6 separate regions of the Mus musculus genome follow, and all the other regions are linked to region 6. A link is a loop called in an ENCODE intact Hi-C map of the cell type or tissue named here. Cell type or tissue: left cerebral cortex. All regions are shown on one strand. Links, peaks and the distances in the headings refer to the core of each region. The heading gives the core; the rest is flanking DNA. Region 1 overlaps Mir100hg (Mir100 Mirlet7a-2 Mir125b-1 cluster host gene). Region 2 has its middle 33 kb from the start of Gm36227. Region 3 overlaps Mir100hg (Mir100 Mirlet7a-2 Mir125b-1 cluster host gene). Region 4 has its middle 22 kb from the start of 1700063D05Rik. Region 5 holds the start of Gm36170 (a long non-coding RNA gene). Region 6 holds the start of Gm51670 (a long non-coding RNA gene).

The links. Peaks named below come from ENCODE experiments on the same cell type or tissue, not always from the same donor. Only the 100,000 strongest peaks of a DNase experiment are listed, where the experiment ranks them.
Region 1: it touches region 6 in a loop (4-fold over the local background); 16 of 42 quality-filtered maps call a loop at or near these places.
Region 2: a loop joins it to region 6, with 10 times the contacts of the local background. A loop is called at or near these places in 16 of 42 quality-filtered maps.
Region 3: a loop joins it to region 6, with 5 times the contacts of the local background. A loop is called at or near these places in 2 of 42 quality-filtered maps.
Region 4: it touches region 6 in a loop (4-fold over the local background); 15 of 42 quality-filtered maps call a loop at or near these places.
Region 5: a loop joins it to region 6, with 2.5 times the contacts of the local background. A loop is called at or near these places in 5 of 42 quality-filtered maps.

Annotation. Positions count from the first base shown.
Region 1 is chr9:41,472,481-41,477,732 of GRCm38, forward strand. All of the region lies in intron 3 of Mir100hg (Mir100 Mirlet7a-2 Mir125b-1 cluster host gene), which reads left to right. Among named protein-coding and RNA genes, the nearest start is that of Mir100, 56 kb to the right of the region's middle. In left cerebral cortex, for the core only: CTCF peaks have their summits at 999 and 2,317 (motif pointing right); a DNase peak (open chromatin) is centred at 2,305; H3K4me3 peaks cover 1,595 bases; H3K27ac peaks cover 2,232 bases.
Region 2 is chr9:41,949,199-41,954,450 of GRCm38, forward strand. No RefSeq gene overlaps it. Among named protein-coding and RNA genes, the nearest start is that of Gm36227, 33 kb to the left of the region's middle. RefSeq lists an enhancer at 1-5,252. In left cerebral cortex, for the core only: CTCF peaks have their summits at 1,625, 2,149 and 4,560 (motif pointing left); DNase peaks (open chromatin) are centred at 1,674, 2,057 and 4,539; H3K4me3 peaks cover 1,584 bases; H3K27ac peaks cover 2,518 bases.
Region 3 is chr9:41,495,328-41,500,579 of GRCm38, forward strand. The region is part of intron 3 of Mir100hg (Mir100 Mirlet7a-2 Mir125b-1 cluster host gene); the gene reads left to right. Among named protein-coding and RNA genes, the nearest start is that of Mir100, 33 kb to the right of the region's middle. In left cerebral cortex, for the core only: no CTCF peak of the experiment used is centred there; DNase peaks (open chromatin) are centred at 2,418 and 3,221; H3K27ac peaks cover 1,543 bases.
Region 4 is chr9:41,225,689-41,230,940 of GRCm38, forward strand. No RefSeq gene overlaps it. Among named protein-coding and RNA genes, the nearest start is that of 1700063D05Rik, 22 kb to the left of the region's middle. RefSeq lists an enhancer at 2,214-4,857. In left cerebral cortex, for the core only: a CTCF peak has its summit at 3,181 (motif pointing right); a DNase peak (open chromatin) is centred at 3,208; H3K4me3 peaks cover 528 bases; H3K27ac peaks cover 690 bases.
Region 5 is chr9:41,888,290-41,893,541 of GRCm38, forward strand. All of the region lies in intron 1 of Gm40513 (a long non-coding RNA gene), which reads right to left. It overlaps Gm36170 (a long non-coding RNA gene), which reads left to right and starts at 1,973. Exons shown (of 2, transcript XR_379303.2): 1 at 1,973-2,368; 2 at 3,924-4,110. RefSeq lists an enhancer at 721-4,224. In left cerebral cortex, for the core only: CTCF peaks have their summits at 2,536 and 2,742; DNase peaks (open chromatin) are centred at 1,609, 2,211, 2,652 and 3,369; H3K4me3 peaks cover 1,214 bases; H3K27ac peaks cover 1,772 bases.
Region 6 is chr9:41,576,621-41,581,872 of GRCm38, forward strand. The region is part of intron 4 of Mir100hg (Mir100 Mirlet7a-2 Mir125b-1 cluster host gene); the gene reads left to right. It overlaps Gm51670 (a long non-coding RNA gene), which reads right to left and starts at 3,026. Exons shown (of 2, transcript XR_003948129.1): 1 at 2,573-3,026. In left cerebral cortex, for the core only: a CTCF peak has its summit at 3,194; DNase peaks (open chromatin) are centred at 1,800, 2,372, 2,938, 3,206 and 3 more places; H3K4me3 peaks cover 2,983 bases; H3K27ac peaks cover 3,507 bases.

The DNA of each region.
Region 1 (5,252 bases), core at 621-4,620, 100 kb before region 6:
CAATTATGGTTTCTGCACATCCTTGGTCCACCCCACTTTGCCTGGTGGGGTCTAAAGCAGAAATGCATGCTCTGAATAACTCTGAGGGAACAAGACCCAACTCTGTTCCCTCATTCAATTCCTTGCTTCTCACCACTGAGTAGTCATTACTTACATGCTCAGTATACCAGTGCTACATTGTGAGCAGTGTTTGTGGACTCTGATGGAAACTCTGTAGCAGAGTGAGACTAACCCTTCAAGTCTTTGCAACTCTCTTACAGTTCTTTGACCTCTCTCTCTCTCTCTCTCTCTCTCTCTCTCTCTCTCTCTCTCTCTCTCAGAAACAGTCTTAGTTGGGCTGGTCTTGAACTTGCTACATAGTTGAGGATGGGCTTGAACTCCAAATCCTCCTGCCTTCACCATCTGCACTCTAGAATTACAGGCCTGCACTTCAGTGCCCACCTTTGAATCTTTTGTTGTTTACGTTTGGTTGGTTGGCTTGGCTTGATGTGAGTTTATAACAGAACTGAAGCACACTGTCAGAGTCATTTAACTCTTGCTCAACCCAAGGACCCAGGACAGGTCTGAGAAATAGTGATTGACCCACTATGATCAATAATCATACCATTAACTGGGTTTTCTTCTTCATTATCATTACCACTGGCATCTTAATATCATAAGCTTCTTTTACTTGGGTTGCTATTGCTATTTGGAAACTAATCCTGTAGTGTCCATAAAAGAGCCCTTGAAGTAACCATAGTTCTTAAGAAATATAATGTTACCATCCATCTTATACCAAGTCCAACTTTGCCTTTTCTTTCTTTGGATAAACAGTCTTATAGAGCGTTGGCTGGTCTTGAACTTGCTACATGGTCGAGGATGGGCTTGAACTCTGAACCCTCCTGCCTTCACCATCTGCATTCTAGAGTTACAGGCCTGCATTACCATGCCCATCTTTAAGTCTTTTGTTGCTGTTTTTGTTGGGTTGGTTGGTTGAACACCCATGTGGTTCAGTACAGTGCTGCCCCCAGCACTGCAGGAAGGTAGTAGAATTGAAGAGAGATGAGTGAACCTCGGCTTATGATTTTGTCTGCCGAGTAAATAGGAAGTGTTTTATGTTGATTCCTTGCGAAAGCCCCACTCCCCAGGATTGCTAGATGAGACCATGTGGTAGTATGCCATGTGAAATGGGCTCTAAGCTTTCAGAGATTTCGATTTGATCACAGGCTGGTCCATTAACCATTCCGACCTCAGTTTCTTTATCACCAAAATAGGGCTTTTCTAATCTCACAGTCAAGGTTTCCCAACTGGTCTGATGGTGAAAGGAGATTGTATCACAAGGAGGGTGGCTACCTAGCATCAGCACCAAATCACTGTCATCAACTTGGAAGATCTCCTTGGTCATTTACCCTTCACTAACTGGTAAATAAAGAGCTTCCAGCTGGTCCTATGGGTCCCCTTCCCCATTTGACATAATGATGAATTGAATTCTTGCCTGCAGGAGCAGGCTGCTGCCTTTCTCTGCATCTTGCTAAACACACTATTTTCACATTGCAGGGTGGGGGGGGCCAATCCCTGTTTCAGAGGGTGAAGCTCGCTGCCCTGCCCTGAGGTTGAACTCAGCTTCTCTTCCCTCATCCCCAGAGGTGGAGCACAGTCTGGGTGTCCTGGGCGGGAGGTCAGGAAAATCAGTCCCGATGTTCCCTTCACCCTTGGTTTGACTGATAGCACCAAAAGCACCACTTGTTAAGTCTCTGCAGAAGAGAATTATCGATTTCTTACTTTCTACCTGCCTGCTGGGCAGGTTAGAATGGATGAGATTGCATCTCTGTGGAGGAGGATGCTATTTGGATATGCAGTTTGCATTCATCACAGTGGGCGACAGAAAGCAGCCAAGGTCCCTGGGACACCATAGGCCAGGAGAGTCCAGGAAACTGGACCATTATGCTTATTCTCAGACTTCAGAGACCGTGCCTGTCTCTCCAGAACGGCCATGTGTGACTGAGTGCCTGCGTGACATTTTTTTTTAACCAGTCCAAACTGGACACACAGCAGCAGCAAATGATCGCCAATCACCATGTGCATATATAGTATTAGCCCTGTAAGCTTATTGTCTTCTCAGACTACGTTCACCTGCACTCTGGGTCTTCCAGGTCCTAAGAACGCTGGATATCCAAAGGATTTCCCTGGTTAATTTCAGAGGACCTCAGCCCTGCAAATCACACAGAGGCTGTTGCTCACAGAAGGACACAGTGTACTCTGTGTCTTTCGATGCACTCCCCTCCTCCCACCCCAAGGCACCAACCCAAACCTAGTGCTGGCCTGTCGTGCTCAGCATCTCCCACTAGGGGGAGCCCCCGGAGGGCAGCTGGGGCTGAGCAATTTGGGAAGCGCTGAAGTTTTCTGCTCCTGTCCTGTACTGGTTTTCACTAAGCCAACTGTGAGATTTCTTTGTTGCAATATTGGGGTCTGAGATAACACTGCTGGAGGCTGGAGGCAAGAAACATAGCCGAAACCATCTTTTAGTGTGTGCTGTTATTTACTAGCGCTGTGAACCAAGGAAGCGAAAAAACAAAGAGCCCGAAGACTGCACAGTTCCAGCTTGTAGGCCCTGGAGACAGTCTGGAGTCCTCAGACGGACAGAAAGAAGACATCAGAAGGGCAACCTGTGGTGCCTGTGGCTGCTGAGTACAGGTGAGAGCCTGAGGGAGGATGGCCAGGGGGCTCATGGGTAAAGAGGCACAGGAGACCCCCGGACATGGGAAAATGGATAGACCAAAATGAGAGTGGTCAGTAGAGGTTAAGGGGGAAAGCACTGACTGGGAACATCATCAAGGAAGAAAGGAGGGCAAGGAGTGAGCTTGCAGAAAGGACAAAAGAAAGAAACAAGGTTGCTGTATGAGAGAGGCAGAGCTTGAGAATAGAATCTGAATCGAGTCTGAAGTTGGTTCCAACTAGGCTGCTTAAGAAACTTGGCAAGAAACAAGTGTGCGGAGAGATTGACATCGAAGGTCCACTTGCTTAAGGAAGTTCAGCGTGAGCAAATGTGGCTCACAGTCAATCGACCTAATCATTTCAGTTGTGTGTCACAGAGCCACACCTACTCCTACTTTGACCTAAACTGGAAGGAATTCTGGTCTGCAGGCTTTTCCGGGTTCTTTCACTTCTGAACCAACGCTTCCCACTTTCCCTTTCTTCCTTTGGGTTTTCCACAGCCCCTCTAGGGAGTGGACCGGCAGTCAGAAATTCTGTGTTCTGGTCTAGAACTTGCCATTTATCGGTGGGATTAGCTTAAGCGAGGAAACCCCGGAGTTTCCTTTTCCTTTGTCTAAAAAGGGAGATAATAATATATTACTGACAAGCCTTACAGGATTGTTCCAAAGACTGAATAAGTAAGAGGATGCGAAGAAATGCTCTTAATAGATTATAATTGCTAGCTAAATAAAAGTTGGCATTAATAATAATTAATCAGTTAATAGAGCCTTGCTACTCTCAGCAGGGAGTTTGCTGAGTCTGGGAGAGAGGAGTATGCATGTAAGTCAACACCCATAACCCAGTCTCCTACTTGTGTACACGTAGCTCCCCAGACTTTTAGAACTAATCTCTTTGATAAATGGAACACTTCATATTCGCTCCCTTTTTTGACAGCATCAAATGCTCTTTTTCTAGCCTCAGCTCGGTTTCTCATGCAGATAAGTGATTGATGCCTGGGGGAGTGAGATGTCTGTGTCCTGGACACAGGAGTCAATGTCATGTCTTGGGCATATGGTGGGACTATTTAGAAGAAGCAAATGACAGGCTGTGATAATAATAATCCCGTCGTAATCTCCCCCCTTCTAGAATGTTCTTTCCAGGTCACTTGTGATTCTTTTTTTTTCACCAAAATGTGTCAGACATAGACTTGGGTCTGTGTCTTGGATCAGGCTAATGGAGGTTGCCTATGAGAACATTAGCTGGCTTTGACACCTGTAGCCATATTCTTTCTGCTTCTCCTCAGCTGTGAGTGTGTCAGATGGGGAAGGCAGAGTAGGCCATTTGTGAAGTGTTTGATATCTCTCCTTCCTCTGTCACCTGGAATTCTCACAAGCCTTCCTCCATGTATCTAAACATACATTTGAAGAGCACCATTGACCCGCAGACATCAATGGTTTGTGACTTGACAAGTGCCCAGCTCTCCTCATGATGCTGCCGCTGGGTTTCTGCTAGTGATTGCCCCACACCTCCCAATTATTTTAAACGTTTGTCCCAGCTGCTAATAAAAGGAAACTTTCTCCTGCGTCTTTTCATCTCTACCAATCAAGTGATAGAGCAAATATTTAGAATGATGCTTAGTTTAAGGCACCTACCTACTCACCTGTAGAAAGTTAATATCCTATCCAAAGGCACAATAGTTGCTATTCTATCCAAAGGCTGTGTTTTTTAAAACCACCAAGCACACACATGCGCATATATATATATATATATATATATATATATATATATATATATACACACACACATATATATACATATACATGTATATATATGCAGATGCACTCACATGCGCATGCATATACAACTATATGTGTGTGCATATATACACATTCCTTCTCCTTCCAAACATATATTCATTCTGCACTTAATGAAAAGTATATATAAATATTAACATAGGACACTCAAGTGCATACTTAATGAAGAATAAGGATATGAATTTCTTCATGGGCAATTTGGCTGTTCTAGAGTCCAGAAGTGATCACAATTCACATGGCTTAAAAAAATCATGGATCAATTTCTGCTCTGTCCATAGTAATGAATATCGATATGTTGCCTCTTCTACACAAACTGTCAGCAATTTCAGATATTTTTAAATGAGTTTTTAAAAATACATTTGCAAAGTCAATTATTTTGAATCTCATCTGAGGCAATTAAAAAACATCCTGACATTTAAGGTGATATTTTTCCCAAGTAAAATAATTATAAATAATACTAATTATGAACAAATCAGTTAGTTACTCGCAGTCTGGTTCAACCTTTAGGTTAATAAACCAATCCATTAGAATTCATCTTGCTCAAAGGACCAATTTGTTTAAAAAATGTAGTGACCTTTTACCACAAGTGTGATTGATATTTTCTTTAACAATATCAGAACTGTCTTTCTCAGGGAAGAGTGTGGTCCAGAGGTAGGTATAGAAAAGTCCTATAGCTTTATGTGTCTCCTGATGGTGGTAAGAATACTGAACATGGTTGAAACCTTCTCATCTCAGATGGGACCTTAAGGAGACATCTGGAGGTCT
Region 2 (5,252 bases), core at 635-4,634, 370 kb after region 6:
AAGCTGACCTCCAACTGAACTTCTGATGCTCAGAAATGGAGGGCTCAATGGTTCAAACTGATCGTAAGCAGTCAGAACTGAAAACCTCTGCACAGTCAGATGTTCAAAAGCTGATTCTCAGAAGAAAATCAAGTCAGTGAGTCCCAAGAACACTGGAATTCTTCCACCATCCCAAGGAGTCCTGTTGTCAATACGCCTGCTTCTCCAGCTTAGTTCACTCCCCTGCCCCCGGCTCAGCCCAGGTGGAGCACCATACAGTCTTACCATGCAGAGGCATGTATTTTTCAGAGAGAAAGGAATATCCAGGACACCAAGACCTCAAAACAGTCTGGAGGTGTTCACCCACCATTTTTATTTCCATGCTTGATTCACTGAGCTCAACCACCACTGGGCAGAGAAAAGGGAAGGACAAGATGGCCGCACAGCCAGCCTGCCTGGCAGACTCCGACCCCAGTCAGCCACCACCAGCTAGCTCTCCAAGGGCAGGACCTGAGGCATCTGCCAGATGGGTGCTGGCTTTTGATCAGCACCGAGTTGAGCCAGAGACCTGCTTGAAAGCCGGCAAGCTCCCTGAAATTAGCTAGCAGAAATCTCCCTAGCTTCCTTGACCACATTACTTGAAGAGTTTGAAGACAGATTGGAAAAAAAAATGCATGGATGGGGACCGCACAGTAAAGACCAGACCTTCTTTTCCGAGGACAAGTCATTCCAGCTCAGCCAAGGGAGGCAGGGCACCCTTTCTGCTCTCGTGGGTGGAACTGTGTGTCTTGTGGCCAGATTTAACTATCAGTGCCCCTGCACTCAGCGTGCAGTCTTTTAATCTCATAGGATAACACCTGTAAAACCCGAGACTACTAGAATGGGTCCCCAAGCATCCCTGCCTGGTGTGTGACACGCAAAGGGCTGTTTACAAGACATATGATCATTCCAGCGGGTCCACTCAGCAAGGTCTGCTGGAGGCCTCATCTTTTCAAGAGGTCCTCTGGGGTGTGGGCTGCTATCCTCAGGAAACACAGCTTGCATCCTTAAGGGAGATTCAGAAATCCCCCACAGCTGTTAGGAGGCTGTGTCTGGCCCTGGAAGGAGCAGCCAGGCCAAGGGTTAAACAGAGGCTCAGCGTGTTCTGTGCCTGGCAATAGCAGTCTACATGACTCCAGGCCTCTTGTCTCACAAACCAGTTCAGCTTATTCGCCCCAACCTTCATAAAACCCAGAGGTCCGTCCTAGATCGACAAAGAACTCCAATTCTCCCCAAGCAGGCTTCGTCAAGGTTCAACTGTTGACTCCCGCCTGAATCTCCACGTTCACTCCCTCTGGTCACCCTAGCTGCACGTCTGTTCAGCCCCCCTTTCCTTTGGGGATAAATCAGCGTTTGCGTTTTTTTGTTTTAATTCTTTCAAAGGATGAGGAATGTTGACACTCCTGAAACAAGCCTCTGATGTCTGGTTAGACTTCAGACGGCTGAGTGTGAGCGTACGCTGACGCAATCGGGCCGATTGGGTTAAACCAAATATTACAATCGCAAGAATTCATCTGGAACTAATAATTTTGAGGCCACCGAAAGTAAAAGGGCCCTCTTTGGGCTTGGCCAGTGGCAGAGGCCAGCTCGGGCCAATGCTGCCACCTGCCGTGGGCGCGGGGAACAGGGCGCGCCGCCTCGGCCTTCCTGTTTTGTTCGCGACCCCTATGCACCCACGCAAGGCAGGTTCCTCGCCAGCCAGACCAGGGCTATTTTTAAAACGCTAGCGCCTGTCCCCAGCCCTTAAGGTAAAGATAGCCAGTCTGGCCGCTCACTGTCTTCTCTGAAAAAGGACCTCTTCCCAATTATAGACCCAAGACTGGCTAGCAGGGCACTCGCAGTTGGAGTTCCATTAAGCAAACAACCCCTTGTGCTAAAGAGATCGTGTGTCGCAGGCTCACTTAGAGGAACGCTCATTTAAGGAAGATTGTTTTATTTTGCGGGAGATGAAGGAAACACACAACTCTGGGTTCTGTCGGCACATTGCTGAACTGCAAGTCACGTGCCAGATCCAAAAATGATGAAAACATCTGTTTTTGCTTTAGCCCAGCGAGGCCCCGACGGTGGGGAGGGGCAGGGAAGGGACCGTGGTGGCTTTGCTCATGAGCGCCATCTGCCGAGCCTGCCGGGGAAACGCGTGAGATCCCGGCACAATGCAAGTTGCCGCTCACCCCCGGGGAAAGGAGAGATCAACAGGTGGGGGTCTGTGCCCGGGAGACCACTCTCCTCGGAGGGCAACCCTGGCAGTGCCCTGGGAACTCTGCAACTCTGAGTTGTCTCGGGGTGTTCTCAACAAAGAGATCTTTCCCTGGTGACTGCTCTGGGGCAGAGGAAGAGACCGAGGGTGGCAGCGAATGAATTCTCAGGTTGGAAAGGAAGGCGGTAAGGGGGAGGGGAGGGGCTCTTGGTGTGCAGACAGTAAAATTTGCGGTTCGTGCCGGCTGAAATCTCCCAGAACAAAGAAACCACTTCCCAGCTCCCGCCCTGCACTCCCACCAACCAGCTCTCTTTCCTGCTATGGTTGTGCAGTAGGTCTGAGAATGCTCCAGAGTTCAGAGATACTACTGTCGTCAGGCAGAGCTTGTCCATCCCTTTCTGTGTAACTCGTCCACCCTCAAAAAGCCAGTGGTGGATCCCAGCTCTGAACAGGGACCTCACTGACAGCCATGACATACAACCTTAGCGTTTTGTTCAGTCTTCCCCAAGTTATTCATTGCTTGCCTGCCAAGTGCCTAACACTCCGCACAAGTGTTTGCAAGAAGTATATATGTGTACAAATACGTCAGAGGAAAACGTGTGCGTGTCAGCGTTACACACAATGACAGCTAGGACCTCAGAGGCAGGGAGAAGAGTACAGACTAGGGAGGGATGTAGAATCCACCTTTGGTCTCAGTGAGGAATTCCTTCCCCCAGCCTGCTTCTGCCCTAGCCTCCAGCCCTTACAGATAAGCCATTCTCAGCCTTTCTGGGAACATGGTGTCAAGGGACCATCATTTGCCTCCTGTCACTCCAGGTCAGCCGTGATCCAAGACCCAGGCTCCAGTCTCAGTTGTCTTTTCCTTACCAGATGGAGGTTCTTAGGTGTTACTGGGTAACTGTATGTGCTCCTACGTACCTGCTTTCCACAGGTGACAAGGGGTTAATAGAAAGAGCAAAACACTGGTCAAAAGATGCAGGCTTGCCAGGGGCTCCTGTGTCCCTTGACCGGGCTGGGCTGGTGGGCACATCCTCAGCTCTGGGGCAACATTCCCCAAAGTCTGTCTGTCTGTCTGTACAGTCTGACTGTGTCCTCTAACCTACAAACCGACAGGGTTAAAAAGGAAACTGAGGCTCTGTCTATCGGAGCTGCATCCTTTCCTATCCGTCTTCAAATAAATATAGAAAGCTTGTCCTTTATATGGGTCAGGAACCTGTCTATGATCTAAGGGATTTCAGAAAAAGACTCTTCATTTTTTTTACAGCTAAACACATTTTCTAAGAAGCAAGCCTGTCTGTCCTCCACAGAGCCTGACAGGAGCTATGTCCCCACTGACCATATCTGTTTCCATGGTACCGAGTGAGTTCTTAGATTACTAGGGCCCAAGCTAACCTTCTGAGTCCCTACAGACTCACCTGTCCCCAGCAGCGCTTGGCTCCGGTTCTCTACGACCACCCCATCTCCCCCCACCCCCATTGTCAGGGGCCTCTTTCCAATTCATTTCTTGTTCCAGGCCGTAAAAATGTCAGAACATGAAACTTCCTTTTAGCCTGGCTTAATATCAGTCTAGTATGGAGAGTTTTGATGGATTGTCTTTGTGTTCCAAAGAGGAAACCGTACGCTCACTGTCTCAAATTTCCTTTCTGCTCTCTAGGCCCTCCCATCCCCTTTTCTTTTTCCCTACCTGGTTCTTCAACAGGTCTGTGTTTGGGAGCAGAGAGGGAGGGATGTAAAACTTATTATACTATGTTATCATCTCAGAACTCAGATTTACAATGTTCTTATCAACATCAGAAAACCAAAAATCTCTAAAGTAGACTTCAAAAATGAAACAGTAAAAACAAAAACAAAAACAAAAACAAAAAAAACAAAAAAAAAAAAACAAAACAAAACCTGGGAGCAGTGTTCCCTTCCCGGTTAAGGGTCATAGACCCAAACAGTTGCTTTAGTCCTGGCCAAGACTCTCTTTTCCTAGCATAAAAATAATTTGGTCCCCGCTTGTCTCCATCCATCTTGGTGTGATCCTTCCCACACAGGAAAAAAAAAATAACCTTTGTTCAAAGCTCTGCTCTCCTAAGCTGGGCTGAGTTCTGCAAGATCACTCTCCACACACCACAAGCTCAGCCCCTCCCCTCCAGCTCCAAACAGACCCTAATCCAAAAGCCACTCTTTTAAATAGAGGCTTCTCGTATGCTTAAATTCCTAAATAAAAGGAATGTCGACCGCTACTGCTAGTTTCTCCAGTTAAATCCGATTTTCACTGAAATGCTTGCTGCTTGCTCAAAAATCTGGGCGTGAGCTGCAGGCGAGAACTAGAATTCTCCAGCTATCTAGAGGGCCCTCCAGTGGCCAAAATAATACCTGTCATAAACAAAGGGCTCCAGAGCCAACACTGCAACAAAGACAGAAGGGTGGTCACTAGCCTGTGTGGAAAATCCCACAGAGTACCATCCCCACACTTCGCTCCGTGGAGGTGTGTCTCACTTAAGGGAAGCCAGGACAGACTCTCAACTGGAAGAAGGATGACATTATTTGCATGACAAAAGGACCCTTCATTAGATAAAAGAGGGGCAGGTTTGAATTTCTTTAAATGATAGCCCCCCCCCTATTTTTAAGGGTTCTGCTGAACTGGGGGAGGGGTCTGATGTGCAAATCTCTAGAACATATCTATGGGATCTAGCAGGGTGCACTTGAGCTTGCTCTACTTGACCCACAGATGACATTGCTTTCTACCTGTGAAAATCTCCTAAGTACTGTGACCTTGAGACATGAAGCCAATGGAGGTCCGGGCCCTTGGAGATAAGAAAAGGAGGAGCAGGGTTGAGATCTTCTGAGCCCGGGAAGCCTTTCTAGGGGACTGTGAAAAGGCAGCCAGCTCTGTTGGACCTGACAGACTTACACTTTTCCAGAAAGGGTTCTAGCTCTGTTACAAGTTGGCACACCATGTCACCCAGGCACGCCTGGGTTTCTTCTGATATCACACACCACACAGAGAGAAGACAACACAAACCAGCCACCATTTCTAGGGAGTTCAGAT
Region 3 (5,252 bases), core at 540-4,539, 81 kb before region 6:
TACTTAGTTGAGAACCAAGACTAAGCCACAGAACTCTTTAAGAGCCACGTGGGTACAAACACACTGCTCACTTTTATGCGTCAGGCACAGGGGTAAGCATCTTAAGTGCACATTTGATTTGGTTCTTGTGATAGGCCTGTGCCATAAGTTGTATTAACCCAGTTGTATGGTCAAAGAGATTGAGTTGGGGAGACACGATTAAGCACTTCAATGGGAAAGCTCCCTGCAAATTGTTAAGTAAATTAAAAGACTGACCCTATCTACTAAGCTGTCCATAAAAAGAGCAAAATCTCTGACCAAGGTCGCTATGGGATTTGATTCTTAAGCTCCAGGCTTCTTTTTGCTCTGCTAAGTTATTGACTTGCTCATCTCAATCCACCCCCAACTCAAATACCTGTTACTGGTTTGATCTGGGAAGTCAGCTTGTTGGAGGTGGTGACAACTTCATTGTTGGTCACGCCATTGAGTCCCTACTTTCTGAGCATGTGTGTAGAGCACTCTGGTATTGTTTAAGGCTGGGGGCAAAGGAAAATCTTATGGGATACCTTCCATGTTCCAGAAAACCAAACCATATTTTCTTCAGAACCTGTCTCAAGCATATTGGTATTGTGGTGGCTGATGAAACATAGAGCATTTTCTCCCTCTTCCTGTAAGGATGACAAAACGAAGAGGGACAGGAAGCCTAAATCAGCTGTTGATGTTGTTGTTTACTGTTTTAGCACAAGAGAGTGTCAACTAGATCTGTAAGCATGCTTTTCTTCAAGGGAAAAACTGATTGCTACAGGTTCTGGTAGCTTTTTTTTTGGTAGAATTTTAAGGATGTCACAGCTCATTCATTAATGGTAATCAGTTTTTGAACATTGAAGAGTTTCATTTATGAATGAAGAATAAATTAGCCGATAGAACATCTTTCAAATGTTATTTCGCACCTGACTTTATTGTAGCTCGAGGGCAAACACACACACACACACACACACACACACACACACACACACACACACACACACACACCAAAGCAAACAACCGAAACCAAAACAAACCTAAATATGAGCACTGTGAAAACTCAATAGGGAAGTGGTGAGTCTCCGCATTTTACCCCATTTTTTGGGACATGATAAACAGTAAATCTTGCAATCTGTCTGAAGCTGCCCACTTACTGTGAAGAAGCCATGGCAAGCATCAAAGTGCCTCATTCTTTCGAGGACTTGGCTCTGGGGTAGCAACAGAACATTTTCAGTGGGGAATAAGGAAGATGACTGGCTGGATTTCCATTGGGAACTAGGTATGAAACAACAATGTCCACATATGTGAAGGATTCCCTTTGCTTCTGTCATCAACAGGGAACTAAGCAAACCCACTCATCCACAGAGGCCAAGGTTCAACAGGAGAAACTGAAGGAGGAATTAGCACAGAGCTTAATGGCTAAGATTAGATGAAGATAAAAGCCAGCTACTTAGGGGTTGGGATCTTCCTTATCCAAAGACTCTAAAATCTGCTTCTCATCCATTAAGGACAACCTCCTGCTCCTACACCCAGAAACAGGTCATGGGTCCAGATGGGACAAAGGTCTTTCTTCCTCCACATCTCAAGCTTCATTTATAAAATGCATGCATTTTATACGTGTGCTACAAGTGATTAGATATGAGAATTGATTTGTTACAACACTTCTCATTGCTCACTGACTTACTCACCAGCTCATCTTAGCTTGCTGTAGGAGATCTGAAATCCCCAGAGAGGGAATGAAAAAAAGTGAGGACCCTCAAGATCCAAACTGTTTTTTGTTGTTGTTGTTGTTGTTTTTGGTTTTGTTTTTTTGTTTTTTTGGTCTTTCAGCCATCATCTGAGATCATCAGTAGAGCCAAAGGCTCACATCCAACTTCTCTCACTCTCAGTAGCTTCCATCCAACAGTTCCTCAGATACGTTGTCTCAGTTAGAGTTTCCATTGCTATGAAGAGACACCATGACCAAGGCAAATTTATAAAGGCAAGCATTTGACTGGGGCTGGCTTACAGTTCCAGAGGTTTAGTCCATTATGATCAAAACAGGAAGCACGCAACATGCGGACAGACATGGTGCTGGAGAAGGAGCTGAGAATTCTACCCTGATCCTAAGGCAACCAGAAGAGACTCCCCTTCTGCCTTGGCCAAAGTTTAAGCTTAGGACCTCAAAGCTCACCCCCATGGGTGATGTACTGCCTACAACAAGGCCATACCTACTCCAACAAGGCCATACCTCCTAATAGTAGCACTTCCCATTGGCCAGGTATATTCAAAGCCCCACACTTCCCTAGTGTTTGTCTTCTGTGGTAGTTCAGTCTTGTTTTGAAGTGAGGGGAAAATGCTCAGTCTCATTAGCATTCTTTCAACACCTACATTTAATTGTCACTCTTTGTCAAGTGCTGAGTCACTTCCAAAGCCTCGCAGCATTCCAGAGACACCTCATTCTCTTTACTTTCATTCTTAAAAGGAAAAAGGGGGGAAAAAACCCCCGAAACCAACAAAAACCCACCACCACCAATAATCCCCTTGAGGACCAGAAAAAGCTCATTTGAGCAAGGACCTTCTTTGCAGATGCTAGGGCCTGCATTCAATCCGTAGTTTACCTGTAAAAGCGCCTACCTAGTTGGCCTGAGCTATTAATTCTGGCACTTGGGGCAGTGGGGGTGGAGCCAGAAGAACAGCTAGCTGAGCCTTACTGCTGAGCTCCATGCCAGTGAGGAACCCTATCACATAGGTGAAAGGCATTCCTGAGGATGACGCCCAAGGTTGTCCTTTGGTCTCTACACATATGTATACACAAACACACACACGCATGCATGCACACACACACACACACATACACACACACAAAGCCTTTTTAGAAGTCTTCCTTTATTTTTTGCTAACAGTCTTGTTTTTGAACGATCCTGAGAAGTTTTGGGAAACTTGACTACCTCACATCTCCATAGGTGAGAATAATCTATATTTCTAACTATTGTGCAAGCATCACTCAAGAATATTTTTCCAAATTCATGCAAAAGAACTGCCTGTTTGGTCTGTAAGACACCACCAGAAATTTTGAAGAGGCTTCCGTGCTTCTTGTGCAACACATCTTTGGGGTAATCTTACGTGCGCCCTTCCCCTTCAACAAGAGCTGGGTTTCCTCCTTGGCAGAACATGCTAGCAGCTGGGTCTCATTTGCTTTGCAAGGACGTCTGAAGGCATTGCTATTTTGGAAACTGCTTAGCATATGGTATAATTGTTTTAAAGTGCTTTTCAGTTTGCATGGAGCAGTCCCATTATTTCATGCAGTCATTTCTCATAGACATCCAAGATGACTTACTTTCACTTGTTTTCAGAGAGGGAACCGGAAGTGCTAAAAAAAATAACATCAGCTTGGCAGGGCAACTCATCTCACTCTTGAATGAATCAACAGACAAAATCTTTCCCTCAGATGCTTTAATTCCTATGCCCAGGAAGCCTTGTGCCTTTTGACCTAAATAGGTAGATGGATAATGTGCTGGGCCTCACAGACACACTTGGTATGGTTAGTCTTACATCTGACCTGTTAGAGTATTCTATGCTTACACATTGGGCCATAGTTAGAAAAGGATGCCTTTTACCTATGTTTTCTTAAAGGTGGTATGGTGGATTATTTGAAGCACCAGACATAGAATCAAATTGTATGTATGTAAATCTGACTCCTCAACCCTTATATGGTTTCTGACCCCCCAGTGAATAACTTAACCTCTCTGGACCACATTTTTCTTTTTCTCACCTAGGAAACAGGAGGAGTAGTTGCTACCTTGGAGACTTACTTGAACTAAAGTGTTGCTAAAATACCAAGCACAGCATGCTGTTTCTGGGAGGCCCTCAGTAAATGTTAGCTGCTCCTGTATTGCACGTGTAAGGTGGCCAACTGGTCATTTTTCCTGAGGTTGATTTAAGTTTGTTTGTAGTCAAGATTGGGGCTGGTTAGTGATCTTCAGAGGTAATTGCTAGAGTTTTAAAAACCATAATGATGGCAAGTTCTCAGTCATTCTGTTCTTTAAAGCACAAAACAGTGATGTTTTCAATCCTGAATAATATAATGTTGAGAGAGACCTACTCACAGATGCCCCTGGTACTTGAAGGCAACTCTTTTTGAAATGATACCACACAAAATAAGAGGGAAAACTGGCATGGATTACTTAAAAGTTTGGGATGAGAACAGTGTGGAGAAATAGGTATCTGGTGAGTTTCCGGAAGATTTAGAACTGAGTGTTATGTCTCTGATTTCTATTTGGGGGAAACAGAGGCACAGAAGAACAAAGTGCCTTGCCCAGTGCCTTAGTCTCTTTTCTCACTGCTTTGTTCAAATTCTCTGATAAAAGCAGTTTAAGTGAGTTTGAGTTTGTGGAGCTCCCAGTTCAAGTCACAGTGTATCATGACAGAGAAGTCCCGACTGCAAAAGTTTGAAGCAGCTAGCCACAATGTATCCACAGTGGAGAAGCAGAGAACAAGGCCTGCATTACAGTCTAAGATCCTTGTCAGGGGATTGTACCCACCCAAGGTGGGCATGTCCTCCTAATACAATTAATATAATCAGGGTAATTCCGTACAGGTAGGTCCACAGGCCATTCTCCCAAGTGATTCTAGATTCCTCTAAGTTGACAGTTAACTTTAATCATCATGACTTGTTTACCCAGTAAAGTGTGTCTTAATCATGCTAGGCTTTTCTGGGTACTAAAATGTATGCATTAGGGGGAGGTGGTTCCTACAGATGGAAATTGTAATTCTCTAGTGCAGAAGTTCTCAACTTGTGGGTCATGACTCCTTTGGGGTCAAACAACCCTTTCTCAGTGGTCACCTAAGATCATTAAAAAGCAGATATCTACAGTTATGAAATAGTAATGATAATAAATTTATGATTTGAGGTCATCATAACAAGAGGAACTGTAGTAGAGTCACAGTAGTAGGAAGGTTGAGAACCACCGCCCTAGTAAGACCAATTTGTCCCTATTGGCCCAGGACATTCCCACAACAAGAGGTATGTCATCTAGGAACTAATTCAGTCTTGGGGAAGTCCCAGAGTGTCAGTCACCCTAAATCCATGCTTCTTTCTTTCATCTTGGTGTATTTACGGCAGGCACACTAGACATAAAGGCCCCTTCACAGTTCACAGGCCAAAGACTATGATCAATTCTGAACATATAAGGTCCAATCCATATTTTAGGTTATTAGAGAAGAGCTGACCCCAAATGAGTCATGTGACTGTCAAGTCTCGTGGATGA
Region 4 (5,252 bases), core at 879-4,878, 350 kb before region 6:
AAAAAAAACCTTTTTATGTGATTCTGATAGTTGTAGGAGTCTAGGTCTTTGAAGGTCTAATGCTTTGTCTTGGTTGTGATGATGTACAATTGCCACATGCGCTTCTTTGTCTCTGACTCCACTGACTGCAGCAACAACCCTCTGCTAAGTGGGGACAGCCATTCCCCTACACGGATGCTGTTTCAGACCCGGGCAGGCCCCACACTGCTGAGCTGGCTGTAAACATTCACCTGTATAATCTCACCACAGCACAGGAGCTCTCCAGCCAGGCCAGAGATGTCCCAGAGATGCGATTCTTGCATTTGCTGGGTAAGACTGTGTTGGTGAGATGGCTTGGCAGGTGAAGATCATCCACTGCAACTGTCGGTGAGTGAGTGGTAGTTCAGATTCCATTGAGAGAAGGTACCTTGTGCTGCTGTCGAAATAGCGATATTTGATATTTGCTGGGGGTTGTGCTGGCCAGGTTTTTAAAAAATTATGTTATTTTATTTTACTTTTTAATATTATAGCAGACAGCAAGGGTCACCTTTATACACAGAACTTCTGGATGTCTTCTAGAGCCAAATAGCACCTCAGACACTTTAAGACATTCATTGCCCAAGCTAATGAAGTGGCACAGCCAGAATCCAAAATCACCTTTATCTGTTTTCCAGATGGCCATTCGTTCTAATGTCCATATTAACTGTATTGGCGCAAAGATAAAAGGGCGTGTCTGGGGACCACAGAATGCTCTGGTTCTTCTGCACACCCTCCAGGTGTCTCCAGGAACTTCCTAGTTCCTCTTCTTGAGGGGCTTATTCTTCTCTGACTCAGCCAGGGTTTATTGAGTGCTGAGTTAGGTGCTGTGCTGGGTGAGGCCCCTCAGGCAGCTCAGTTTCTAATGGGGAATGGATATTGCATCTAATGTATCTTTCTAATATATCGGTGGGCAGACAGGTCTCTGTGTTGTGTTTCATTCCCACAGTGAAGACTTTCACTACCGGCCTGGATGGAGTTTTGCACCTTCTGCAGCAGGTCACCTGCTTTCCCCACACCAAGCACCACCAGCTGTAGATTAACTGTAGTCCTTTCCGGTGTGCAGGGAGACCCTGGGGTGTGCAGATATAAACACACATGGATACATAGCTTCATGACTTAAGTTACTGTTCATCTCAGGCACCGATGTGTCTCCTGCACCATATATCAAGGGGGCATATAATTCTTCATTCATGATAAATTATCCAGAAAGGCTAAATTCCATCAGATTCAGCCAGAATTTATTATCTGACGCTGAAGAACAAACAGACCGTCATTCCCCAGCTGCTCAGAACATATGTTTGAAGGGAGATTGGGGCCCCTTTGGTCCCTCTGATCCTCCCTGGATCTCAGAGCCAGACCTTCTGAGCATCTTCATTGGACTTCCTCTCAAGAGCGAGGACACCGAAAATGAGTCGTGTTTCAGCAAGATGCAGTTCACAGACTTGGTTTGAGATCTCCACTCTTCCGTCGGGCATCTCATTTCCTGCAACGTTGACATTTGTCTCCACACTGCAGGCTGGGCAGCTGCCCTTCTTGTGGTTTTGCCTTCCATCTTGAGGCACTGTGCCTGACCTGTTTGCTCACCAGCTCAATAACTTAGCTTCATCCCAGTGGATGAGATTTGACCAATACATTCGTATGCCAGTGCATCTGAGAACCACTAATGGGCAGAAACCAGATTTTGATTTTTATCCTGTTTTGTGAGCCACTCTAGCTTATGCGTGAGCTTATTCTCCCCGAATCATGCTATAGTTCAGCAATCATTGATGACCCTGGGTTATATAGCCAACAGTTTGGAAGATCCCAATCCTGCTTTCAGTAGTCTTCCAGCCTAGTATCTCTTGACTGTAAAACATCCAGTGATAGATAATCCAGCCAGCGTGGGCTGCCCCTTGTCGCAACGAAATCACTTCTAGGTAGTTATTTCACATCCAAATGAGCATCTTTTCTTTTCTTCCCCCATCTTAAATCATTCTACCTGCCTCATTAACTCCCGTTCAGCCCCCAAATACCCAAGCAAAGCCCTTCCATTTATTTAGACAGTCTCTGATTGCATTTCTTCCCCCTGACTGGAGTGATGACTCTTACTTGAGACAAATATGGAACTCCTTACTACACTCGATGGCAGTTGTTTTTTCCTGTGCACACCCCACTAGTCTGCAGCATTCTGAGCTCAGTAATTATAATTTGCATATGAAGTGTGCCCCTTGTCAAGGATCACATGTGAAGGGCTCTATTCTCAACGCGACAGTCAACAGTCGAGCGAAGGGAAGATGACTGGTTCCTGAGGACTCGGAACTAATCTGTAGATCAGTCCATTCACAAGCTCATAATATGATGGGAGTTGGTAGAGATAGGAGGGAAGGCCACACTGGAGGAAGTAGCCTCTAATGATGTATTAGGAGATGTATTTTGTCTTTATTAAGTCCCTTCCCATCTCCTATCTGTCCCAAGGAGGGCCACTTTGCTCTTTGCCCTCATGTTCTGCCTCACCAAACACTGGACTGGAACCAACAGATACCAATGACAGTGGACAGAAAGATACAAATCTGTGGGCCAAAATAAACCCTTCCTCTCTTATGTCATTTCCTCAGGCATGTGTCATGGTGCTGCAGATGTGCCTGACACTCCCACACCCTTCCATCCTTCACCTAGAACTCTCAGCAGTGGAAGTCCCTACAACAGTGCTGTACCGTGTTGCTTCTCAAGCCGAATGCATTCAGCAGTATTGACGTCCTTGATACTATTTGGTTTTGAAGACAAAATCAATTCTGTTAGGAGGGATGATCTGGAAAGTGTCCCCAAGTGGCATGTTCTCATCTGACATCATCACACGAAGATTTTATCAGGCAGAGAGATGAAGAGGTCATTTCTAGCAGTGGAATTAACACAAGCCACTTGGGCACCAGGGCGGGGTCTGGAGTGGATTAAGAGCTGAGGGAGCTGTACTAAATAAATGATAGGCCATGGAGCTCAGATCGTGGGTTGGAAACTTGCCACTGGCTATCTCTGCAGGATTGCTTGGATTCAGCAACTATGGAGTCCATCACCGTCGTCGTCGTCCTAGACGCTGTTTACAAGAGAAATCGTGTCCTATTGTAGACTGTCTTCTATGAGGACAGGAATATTCTGAGACGTTGCAGATTTTTTTTGTCTCCCGGCTCTGCCACTGGAGGTCACTGTTGTACCATCGAAATGAGTGAGAAGCCCCGCCTGATACCCTTTTGAAGTTGGCTTCCGCCAGGAGTGAATACAATACCCTCTGGGTAGCTAGGAAGTCCCGAGGTGCAGGCTTCTCCCTGGCTTCGTGGAAAAGTGGCCTGGTGACCTGCAAAAAATGACTTCGGAAGAGCGATGTCCGTCTGGAGAGGGACTGCGGGTGGGAGAGCGGTGCTGGGAGGGAGACGTCTGTATCGCATTAGTCTGCGTCTGGCGGGGAGGGGCTGGAGGCCCTGGCGGGTCAAGGCAACTGCTCCCTGCTGCTTTCTGGCGCGAATGTGGAATCTGGTAGTGATTAGAGAAGGTTATTGTCTTGGGAGTGCAGGGAGATCGGTAGTAATACTGCTTTGAGCGTTTCTGACCCCATCTTAGAAGGCCTCTCCCACGACTCTCCTGCTGGGCTCTGATTTTAGAGCCACTAAGCAAAGAAAGACAAGGAAAACTGAGGCCTATTCCTTAAGCCTATCCACTCCCCGGGGCTTACAGGGGACACTCCAGGAGGAGCACAGATGAGAACACACATCCCTAGACAGAAAACCCCAAGTAAGCCTCTATTTTTCTTAGCCCTCCTTCCTGTGGAGTGAATATCATTTGGTCCATTTGTTATGAGAAGAAACAGAGACTTGGAACTGACATTTGAACCCGAGTCTTTTGAAATATAAAGAGAATGGATGGTAAAATAACTACTTGTGGTTACTGGCTAAGAATTCTGCCCTTGAAAATTTGGAGAAAGAGCTCCTCCCTGTGCAGCTTCGACAATAACCCACTTCAAGGCGAGCTGAAGCCAGGGTACCTTTTGGCGGCACCTTTTTCTTCTTCTTTTTCTTCTCTCCTTCACTTTCTCCCCATCTCTTCCCCTGGGTTTCACTGCATACCTCAGGTTGACCCTATCCCTTCTCTTCTCCCCACGTGCTGGGATCTGACGGTCGGGCTACTCCTAGATCAGAGTGGCTCTCTAATAAGTCATAATCTGTTTATAGCCATTCATAAAAGCAGAGTGCTTCTGTGCACATTAGCTAATTTGGCTCTTATAATAACTGTCTTATCCCCATTGCCGTAGACAAAGAATCTGAGACGCTGAGGAATTAATTTGCCGAAGGTGCTACAGTCAATGATGAAATTCAACCTCGGATCTTTTTGCTCTAAATACAGCACCCACTGCCCATCACCCATTGCCCGATACCAGTTAGTCTCCAGGTAAATATTGGGTGATGGAGTGATGCTGTGTATAATCTAGCTAGCAATAAACTGATCTTAAGTTTAGGTAGCATTTTATCTCCGAAGATGGTGCTCCAACCCAGGAAGATTACACTGGAGACCCTGCCTCAAGGGGACGGAAGACTTCTGAAAGTTGTCCTCTGACTTCCGCATGAGCGCTGAGGTGCATGAACACACACGCGTGCGCACACAAACACACACACACACACACACACACGCATACAGACACACACAGACACACATATGTGTGTGCACACACACAACTCATGCACGCATGCAAGAATGCACGCAGTATACCCATAACCACACATACACGCAGGCATGTGCACATATGCATGCGTATACATTTATTGTGTGTGGATGAGTGCTCCCATGCCATGACTGGCATGTAAGGGTCAGAGGGCAGCTTGTAACTGGACTCAAATAAATTTCTAAAACTTTTTAAAAGGGTGAAGATTACAATTTATCTATCTATGTATCTATCTATGTATCTATCTATGTATCTATCTATGTATCTGTCTATGTATCTATCTATGTATCTATCTATGTATCTATCTATGTATCTATGTATCTATGTATCTATGTATCTATGTATCTATGTATCTATCTATCTATCTATCTATCTATCTATCTATCTATCTATCTATCTATCTATCTTGCAGTTCACACAGCTCTGGGGTGATTAATACATCTTCTTCCTGTTCCAGAGGTACCAGATTTAGAAAATAAGAACCCAGAACTCCTAAAATTAGATTTCTTATGGGGTTATTGAGACATGTATGCTAACAAGCCAACTG
Region 5 (5,252 bases), core at 688-4,687, 310 kb after region 6:
ACTCTGGGTAGTGCCACCCCCTAGGCTGGTGGTTCTGGGTGGTGTAAGAAAGCAGAGTGAGCAAGCCATGGGGAGCAAGTCAGTAAGCAGCACTCTTCTATGGCCCCTGCTTCTGTTGCTGCCTTGATTTAGTGCTTGAACTTCTCTCTAGATGATGGACTCCAAGCTATATGTCGAAATAAACCCTCTCCTTCTCAAGTTGCTTTTATCACGGTTATAGAAACCTTACCTAAGACACCATTGCGGATCCCCAATGACAAAGGAGAGCCAAGGAGTTGGAAAGGCTCAGACTGTAGACTTAAGGAAAGGATGTAGCTCTCTGTAAACCAATGATTCTTGTGGACTTTTTAAATGCTCCAGTTCTCTAATGTATGTGGCTTTGAAGCCCCAGTCCCAAAGGAGAAAGTTGGGGTGGGGGTGGCTGATTCAACATTTGGCAGTCCACTGGAGTATGTAACACTTGGCATTTCCTCCCTTCATTATTTAAAGGGCAATTCATTACGTGCAATGGAAACAAATAAAAACTCTATTTCTGACATTTCTAAATCTGAACCCTGAACTCTCCATAAACCTCCCAGTTTCAAAATAATTATTTAAGCAAAGCCCTGGTGTATTCCTTCTGAACCATGGAGGAGCGCTCCTAATGGCTGGTGATGCAATCGCCTCCAGTGTGGAGGCTTGGGTACTGGACTTTTCCTGAAGCATATTAAATGGTCCCCTATGCTGCAGCCATTAAAGGCAATCCTGTCCTCACAGGCCTCAATCAAATTTGCACAGCAATTAGTCCTACCCAGAGTTTGATACATTTCTTAATTATAAAACAACTTTGTACTCCATTGGCCCTTTCAGATGGGCTGTGAGAATGTTAATCACCTCCTCCTGAGACAGCAAAGAGTTTTGGTAGTGGTGTGTGTGTGTGTGTGTGTGTGTGTGTGTGTGTGTGTGTGTGTGTGTGTGTGTGTGTTTGTGTGTGTGTTTAGCTCTACTTAAGGGAGACAAGACACAGAGGAACTAACATTACTGAATACCATACGATGACTTTGGGTCTATGTTGGGCAATTTCCACATGGGCGAATAAACCTGCGGAAATATATGGATCTTTAGAAAAATTAGATTGCCTGACAGAGTACCCACATAGTGATAGATCAGTCTGGTAGGGATTGAGTTTTTATTCTTAGTTACCCTGAGTTGATGACGACTTTTGTTCATTTTTAATTTTGTGTGTTTGTGTGCTTCACATGTGTGCTTGCAGTGTGTATGTGGGGGGGGGGGATCAGAAGTGAACGCACTGCCTTCCTTTATCTCTCTCCACTGTGTGTTTTTGTTTGTTTGTTTGTTTGTTTGTTTGTTTGTTTGTTTTTGAGACAGGGTTTCTCACTGGACCTGGATCCTGCAAGACTTGCAAACAAGCAAGCACAGGGCTCCTCCCCTCCCCGCCCCTGAGAGCTGGGATCTCAGGCAGGCCACCCGGACCCGGGTTTTAGATGCAGTAGGATTCGCATTCAGAGCTTGTTTGTGAGGCAAGTGCTTTTTCAGCTGAGTCCTCTCATCAGTCCCACGTGTGTCTTTTTTCAAAATTCTCATTCAGTGTGAGAATTTTTTTCAGGCAATGTTCAGGTAATGCTAGGTGCGATTAAAAAAAAATTATTGGCTGAGTCCCATCTGCCAGGAGCTAGTTCCTCTAAGGGAGCCTCTAAGCAAGGTGAGACTACCTCAGTCTGAGTGGGTGTTGTTTCAGGCTGGTCCTAGGCTGAACTCTCCAGATAGTCTAAGCTTTCTGCAGCTGCTAGCACTGGCCTCAAGAGCGTGCCAAGCGCTTGCTTCCCCCCTACAACCCCCCACCCCCGCTGGCCTTGACTCCTGCCTGGCCCCACACCCTTTGCACCAATCCCTCCTCCCCCACCTACGTGGTGGGTTTTTTGGTTTTCTTCATTGCAATCTTCCTAAATTGCACATTTCATAAGACCGTCAGGAAAAAGTCAGGAAATGAGGTTTCCAGGAAGAGGGAGGCGGAGAATACAGGGCCGGGTGGGAAGCCGGAGAATAGGAGAGCAGTCTTTCATTATCACGACCTGTTCCACGCACACCCTCTCCCGGTGCCATCCTCGTGCTGGATGCGAGCCATCCTCTGGGCTAATGAGCTAGGCGCGGGAGATAACTAATCCTAATGCAATTACCGCTCGGTGCAGCACTGATAGGTCCACTGTGCTCCCCGCGTGCCCGGCGCCTGAGCCAGGCTGGAGCAGCTGGGCCTCAGCCTCCTGTTGGAGACGTTTTGACAGCTGTATACAGTCCCGGGCCCCCTCCCACGGCCCGCGTCCCGGGAGAGTGATCTTTTCACAGCGAGTCCCCATGAAGCCTGTCGGAGGTGAAATGAAATCTTAGCAGCTTGGGGGAGGGGGGGGAAAGCTGGGTGGTGCGAGCTCAGATGCTATTTCCAGGGCGGTGATGGGAGCAGCAGAGGCTCGAGCCCCTGCTCCCCCTCCATCCCTGCGGGGCCCCGAGGCCTGGCGGGGTGTGCGGGCTGCGGTGACAAATGGCAGTGCAAGCAAGGCCTGGCCCTCTCCTGGTGCAGCCGGCGCGATCGGGGGAGGGGGAGGAGGAACGGGGTGGGGGGAATGGTTTGCAGCACACTTGTTCCTTTGTTTAGCGGGACCACGTGCTCTGTTTGCACAGCAGCATGTGGTACCCCAGGAGGAAATCAAACCAGCGTTGAAAGTTCAAGGAACAGCCAAGCTCTGCTGGGAAGTGGCGGGGCCAGGGCTGGGATGGAGCAATGGAGCGGGTGGCCTGTGGACTCCCTCCCTGAGAGTCAGAAGGAGGGGGACTCCAGTCCAGAGCTGTTTGGGAGAAAGAGGACTGCTGGACTTTTTGGCAACGAAGGCACACAAGAGGACTTTCTGGGACCAGCCACCCTCTCTGACAGGCGTAGTGGGATGGCAATCTTCTGTTTGAAAGGTTTTTGAGTTGATATAGGTGTCTCCCAACCCAGATTTCATGACACTTGCAAAAAAAAAAAAAAAAAAAACCTGCCATGTCCACGTGCCTTTCCCTCTACAGCTAGAATGGGAGAGAGAGAAGGGAAACCATTGACACAGCGTCTGCTCTGCCTCAAAGCTAGATGGGACAACTCCCACCATGCACAGAGTGACACTCAGGAAAAAGTCGCCATTTTTCTTCCAGGAAAATCTCTCCTCCCCGCCCCCCTCTCTCCTCCCTCCCCGTTGGTTAAACAAATGCAAAAATAAGCGATGCAAAATGTCTGCCATAAAAAGGAGTTTTCTCCCTAAATCCAATTTCCCAATTATATCCATAGCTCAGCATTTCAGCCATCGCTGCGTTTTCTTTCCTATCTAGACATATTCATGAGATTTATCAATACACAAATCTTCATATTTCATAGAACGTTATCAGACATCCATTCACTTTAGTCACGTGTCTCCCAAATGAAACTCCCAAATAGACCTGGATCCTGGTTCTTTTACATAGCTGCTTGGTATGTCGGCATTTCTTGTATGAATGGTATTGAATCATCAGATGTTTGCCGTTTTTTGCTTACGAAGACAATGCTAAACCTAAAGACTTGGATTTGTGTTGCAGTCTGGGACAGGATTATTTAAGAATGAATTCCTAAAATTAACACTTAAAAAACAGTGTTGGGTTAAAGAGAAGGCACATTTTAAATTTCAATAGACTTGGCTAAATCTCTAAACAAAAACAAAAACAAAAAAAAAAACTGACACCAATTTGCAATACATTCAAGAATGCTAGCTGTTTATGTTATGTGTATGATGGTGTACGAATACCTGACTACTTCTGCACACAGACCACCAGAGTGTTTACGGAGCGACCAGGAGAAAATCTGATGAGGTACCTGTCCATCTGTCTGTTTCAATTTTGTTTATTTGTTTGCTTTGAAACAGGTCTTGTACAGCCCAGGCTGGCCTGGAACTCATTATCCATCCACAGCCTCCCAAGTGTTTGTGGTCCAGGTATACGCCGCCCACACCCTAGAAAACCCAACGTCTTCAGTAACAACATCTAAGTGTGTTTAATGTTCACTTGTTTTTATTCTGAAATTTATTAAACCATTTTCCATAGGTTTGTTCATCTAGTCTTACTGATTTGAAGAGATTTCTTCTATAATTTGTGAAGGTTTTTTATTTCTCAGCTTATCTTCTTTTAATTATGAAATGCCTAACATTGTCAAAGTTGGGAGGGAGTCTTTGTGTTTATAACTTTGAGGTTTCAGGCCGCACTTAGAAAAAACATTCTCAGATTCCTAAAAAATTAAAAGAACACGCTATATTTATTTTCTTTTTAACACTCTTGTGATTGTTTTCATTTTATTTTACAGTTCTTTATCAAGTAACAAGAGCTAGATGCCTTTTTAGAACTTGGAGATACATGTGTGTGTATATATGTTTGTGTGTGTGTGTACATATGTGTGTGTGTGTCTGTGTGTTTAGAGCTAGAAGAGACATGACTGAATACGTAATTACAACATTCAAAACACTGTGAGGAATTAGTGGAAGATAACAGACTATCTGCTAAGGAGAGTGGTCATAAGAGGTGAGATTTCAACAAAGCTCTGAAGGATGAAAAAGATCATTCCAGATTACAGAGTCACATATGCAAAATCCCTGAGGTGGGAGCCCATGTAGAGGGTTAGAGGAATTTACAGGAGGCCAGTGGGAGAGAAGAGAGATGAGCCAGGGAGTGAGTCAGAAGATAAAGAACTTTGCAGATAAAACTTCAAAGGACCACATCAGCAGGCACCATGGACGCCTGGGCAGTGAGCAACTGTTTCTAAGTGCAAAGGGAAGCTGCTAGATCTGCCAAGTGGTAGAAAACTGCAGTTGGATCGTTTATTTATTCATATTTGATGCTGCAGATTAAACCCAGGGTCTCAAGCATGCAGTCCACGTGCTATACTACCAACTACACCCTTGGAGTCCACTTTCTTTATATTTTTAATTCTTTTTAATTCTAATAAACTTCAGTCATTTTCACTCCATTCCTCTTTCTCATTCTCTTACCTCTCCCACTAAAATACTTTTGAAGCAAGTCTCCAAAAGTAAATTCTTAATAAATTCACACTCCATCCAAGTATCGCAAACTGCAAGGTTTTCCACCATGTCTGCCACCTGGTCCTGCACACAATGGCCAGTCCTTCCTGAGGTGAGGAAGTTGTGCAACAGCAGCTCAGCCTTCTCACAACCCTGACTAGCTCGCTTCTCTTGCTCACATAG
Region 6 (5,252 bases), core at 696-4,695:
CCTTCTGTCTCTGCCTCTCTCTGTCTCTGTCTGTCTGTCTGTCTGTCTCTCTTTGTGCCTCTTTCTCTGTCTCTGTCTGTCTTTCTCTCCCTTTTTTTCCTTCCTAGTAAAAATAAATAGTATCCTTCTCACCCTAGACATGATTTATAAAAGCAATAAACTGCTTCTTTTTCATGGTTCCAATCTTGGCTTGAAGATCTCTGTGGTTGGCCTGTATGTGCCTGTCCTTAACCCAGTATTTTAAAAAGCATCTGCATCAGCTTACACAATCTATACAGATGTTCTTCTCCACGACAAATACTATATAGGTGATGTGATCATGCTAAGCTTATCCTAAGACTTGCAAAGATGTCTTCTTTGAGGGGTTTCTGTACATTTGTGCTTTCTCAAAGGGCTAGGAGACTTTAGAAGGAGGGTGTGGTTCAGCTGATTCAGACTCATCCCTGACTCTTCCTGTTGCTCCTCGCTCTCTCCACCTCCTGCCCTAACTCCTCAGATATAACCTGAGCCAGCTGTCAATTCAATACCGTTGACTTCTCTTTTCCAGCCTGTTAGACTGTTAGGCAGTCCACCACTTTTCACCATCATGTTCATTATGTTTGTGGCTTCTGCATTACCATCAGACCAAGACATAGGCTGAACAATAGCATCTACTCCTTTCAACATCTCTCAGCCAGAAATAATGTAGCCAAAGCAACAATAGTGATACTAATACTGTATTTAGAAGCTCTCTAGCTCATTTAATCTTCCGAGAGTCTTACAGTTGTTAACTAATTAATCTTCAGCACACTCCATACATTAGAGGTAAATATTCTTAACCATGACAGAAGACATGTATGTATATGCTGAGGACAGTAAAACAGTTACTTATTTATCATGGTTCGCTTGATAGAGTAACTGGTATTTTTAAAACACCCATCATAGATACAATAATTAGAGATATGCTTTTGCTAACAAAGCCACTACCCACTTCTAGCGTACCCTTGGGTACTAAATAATTACCCACTTTGTGTGCTTATCTAGCTCACTAATTACCCACAGAAATTGGGGTCAGGTGTTAACTGCTTGAAATAAGTATCCTCTGAAGACATGGCTGAGTTGTATGGAGAAAATGATGTGTTCCTTAGCCCAACTTTCACAAGTCATATATTTGTGTATCTTTGTAAGCAAAGTGAACACAGACAAGGATGAACTAGCTTAGTGTGTGGAAGTTATGCTAGACTGTTACTGTCAATCAGAGGGGTTTGGAGAATGTCATTCTGTTTGTCTGTCCTCTCCAGTTGGGTACAGTGGCCTGCTCTCAGACCCTCATATATACTAGACAACCAAGGAGCCTCCTTAGGAATGAGTCATCTTGGCATTACAGGGAGGCACCCAATGAGTCAAATCTTTTTTTTGACAGCTCCACCCTTTTTGATTATTTTAGCATGTTTCTCTCTCCTTCCCCCCTCTCTCTTTTCTTTATCAGTCTAGTACAAACACCCAGTCGGCCAAATCTGAAAAGGATTCTGACCCAGTCACCAACTCCTGGCAAACACCTTCCTCCTACCTAGTCATGACAAAAAAAAAAAGTGTTAAAGATCCTCCAACATTCTGGAACTTCTTCTCTTTTGCCCATTTGTCCACTTCCTCCTCCTTCCCCTCCTCCTCTCCCTCCTCCTCTCCCTCCCTTCTCTTCCCCTCTCTTTCCCCTTCCTCTGCTGCTTCATCTCAGGAGCTCTTCCTTCCCTTTCCTTTGGCTTCCAGCCGTGCATCTGAAGTCTCACCGTCAGAGACAAAGCACCATGAACGTCTGTGATGAGCACAAAGAAACTACCTTTTAAAACACCCACTTACAGGGAACCTGCATCTTTGGCTGCCTTTCCCCCTTTCTTGCTATTTACAGAAGCCCGTATTCTATTTTAACACAGCACTGTCTGTTGTCTGCAGGATTCTAGCCTCATTGGGAAAACTGGGTTAAGACAGCAGTAATCCCTGTGTTTATAGATAAGTAGAGACCCTAATTTTGGGAGTGGTACCAACTGTGAGGGGACACTGTACAAAAGGCAAGCGTTTAAAACCTATGACAGCAAACCCTTCGTCTCTTGGGGGGTGGCTTCTGTTTTTTCTTGTGCCCCCCTCTTTCTCTCTGCTCTTTTTCATCATCCGAAGTATTGCTTATCATTATTGAGGGACATTAGGCTGATCAATAAAGTATGCCTATAGCTGATGAATTGGGGGGGGGGGATACAAATGCTTCAGGAATCAGGAAAATGCCTGCCGCGGAAGCCAAGGGTTTGGCTGAGCGGAGGAGACTGAGTGAGTGGCTTTCCAAATCCCAGGACCATAAGTGGCAAATTAGTGCACATTGCAACCGGAGGCAACCGGCAAAACTCGGCCATTCAAAGGCAAGAGTTTTAGCATCATGGTCATTGTGTGCCTGAAGAGCGTCTATGTATCTTAAATATAGACTTGAGTTGTTGCTCTTTTATGCTTTCACACACAAATTTCAAAGAAATGTTTGGGGTGTTGTTGACTATCTGCCCATTTAAAAAAAAAAAGAAGAACAGGAGAATTTCACAAGCAGCCTCACCTGTGCTCATCCGCACTCGTGTGTGGATGCCAAACAATTGGCCAAAGAACCACACTGCACCAGAGGTCTCACTTCTTCACATTCACCATCTTGAACGTGCTCCAACCCCCCACTTAGAAAATGGGCTACCTGAACTGTTGATCTAGCAAAAGAATATATATTCATGTACATATATAATATATAATGTATATATTACAATGTCTAGTTTCCCCTGACCTGATGGTGTATTTTTGATCTCATTAGTAGTCAGGGAGATGTCTCCGTGCATCCGGTGCTGCTAGTCCGGGAGGAGACATGCTACAACACAGAGAGAGCAAGCTCGAGAGAATTTTCGAAGAGGCTTGTCTTCAAGATATGGAAGGAAGTGAGAGATGACAGCCTGCAAGCTTTGTATGCCAGTGCCTGGCAGGGCAGGGGGGGGGGGAGATGCGAGGGAAGCCAAGTGGATTCTCAGAAAAAGGGGGGAAGCCATCAAAGAGCTAAAGGTGATTAGAGGGGGATATCGATTCCTTACTCTGCCAGAGGTTTAAGCAGGCATGAGAGGAATCTGTACCATGGCTGGCAGAAAGAGACCCATTGCCTCTTGTAACCAGACACTGGGGCTTTCCAGGAGCCCAGGGAGAGAGCCGAGAAGAAAGGGGGCAGTGTGGTCTAGGAAAATTCAACTTGTCGCTGATTTGTGCCTGATGCTTGCTGTCCGTCAGCAGCCTCCCTTACAAGCCTTTTTTCCTCTCTCTCCTTTTTTTCTCCCCTTGCCTTCTTCTTCAGTGAAGCCTAGGGGAGCCAGTAAAGATTAAATGTGCTTTCTCAAAGGCAGCCACTTCATGCTGCTATGTCGAAAGGGCTATTATTATTATTAATATGAGAGAGAGAGAGGGAGAGAGAGAGGGAGAGAGAGAGACTAGGTATGGTGATGACGGTCTGGCTTTTCGGAGAGCAAAAGGGAGAGAAAAAAGGAGAGACCATGAGCTGAACCAAGGACTGTGTATGAGCTGAACCTACAGAGGTGAGGAAAAAAAGAAAAGTTTTGTATGTGTCTGTGGTGTGTGTCTGTCTGTGTGTGTGTGTGTGTGTGTGTGTGTGTGTGTGTGTGTGTGTGTGTGTTGGGGAGGTGTTCTAAACAGACCATGTAGTGAAGGAAAAGACACGGTTTAGCGGGCTGGCTGGCTGGCATGATTGTAGTTCTTCTGGTGAGGAGGGGGTGAGCCTGGAGCTCTTAACTGTTTCTAGTTGTATATGAAAGCATATTTAAAATAGTTAGCTATTTTCCTTTTCTTTTTATTTATTATTATTAATTTTTTTTTATTCTGAGTCTAAGGGCCCCCTCCAGTGTCTTCCTTACAGCGGTGCTTTGTTATTCTGTGTGCCCAGCCAGCCATCTACTTTGCTCAGGCCTGGGATAAAAGAAAGAAAGGAGGGGTGAGGGGAAAGAAAAATTTTTAAAGAGGCATCTTCCCATAGGCTTCCCCTCCCTTTCGTGGTGTTTTTTTTTTTTTTTTTTTTTTTTTTTTTTTTTTGAGTCTGCACAGGAAAGCGCCGCTTCCAGGCAGAGGAGGTTCGAGAAAGCGACTCTATCAGGTACAGCACTAGTAGCTGTCTGTGAAGATGGAGGGGGATTACGCCTCGGATTCTTCTGAAATATTGGCCAAAGGCTTCAAAGGATCCGCAGCGGGAGGCGAGGGTGGGGGAGCATCTCCCCAGCTCGCACCCACCCCTTCCCACTTTGCGTCTACCAAATGACAGGCTGGTGCTCGCTCTGGGTGATTTTGGCCTTGGCCTCAGCCAAGCAGCTGATGCAGAGGAGGGCCAGCTTTGCAAGACTGACAGAACTCTGAATGCTAGAGAAAGAAGAAGAAAAAGAAAAAGAATTTTTTTTTTCCGAGCAGTCCTTGGGAGATTTTCTCGTTCTCTCTCGATTTATTTATTTATTTCTATTTTTTTTAACCGACTATTTTCCAAATTCGATCAGCCCCAGCCCCTCCCTCCACTCCCACCCAACAGCCTTCCCCCCACCCCCCACCCCCGGTCAAAGCATAAACCACAGAGTTACGGTCTTCTTTGGATTTTGGAGTATCGCTTCCTGCCCCCGCCTTCCCTCCCCGCCCCATTCTCTGTCCTATTGAACACCTCGCCCAGCCTAGAGCTCACATTCTCCCCCTGCTCCCGATGGCGCTCCTGGAAGCTCTGCAACTATGCTCCACTTCAAATGGGTGAGTTTAAAAAACCTATCTTACCTCCGATTCCTGCTTCCTGCTTCCCGCAAACCCCATCTCTTAGGATTGTTGCATGAGGCACGCTTGCCCTGGGGGAAGGCAGATGCATATTTTCCTCTCCGCAGTCAATCGTGCTAGTTAACAAATGAACGGTTTGAAGAGATGTTTAATTCCAATTGTAGATCGCTTCTTTTCTTTCCAAATAGAACTGGACATTTCTGAGCTTATTCATATTATTTTCCAATTTGGTAAATGATTTTACCCAAAGCTACAAAGTTTCCTTTGATACAACAGACATTTATATGTTCAGGTATATATGTGTGTGTTGCATATACAGGGCTGTATGGAGACAGAAATGAATCTAAATTTTGTGAAGGGGAGAGGTGTAGGGAGCCAGGATGTAGTCACACTGGACCACCTGTTTGCTGCATTTTACTCACGAGTCTGCAACCGAAATTGCCTGTCAT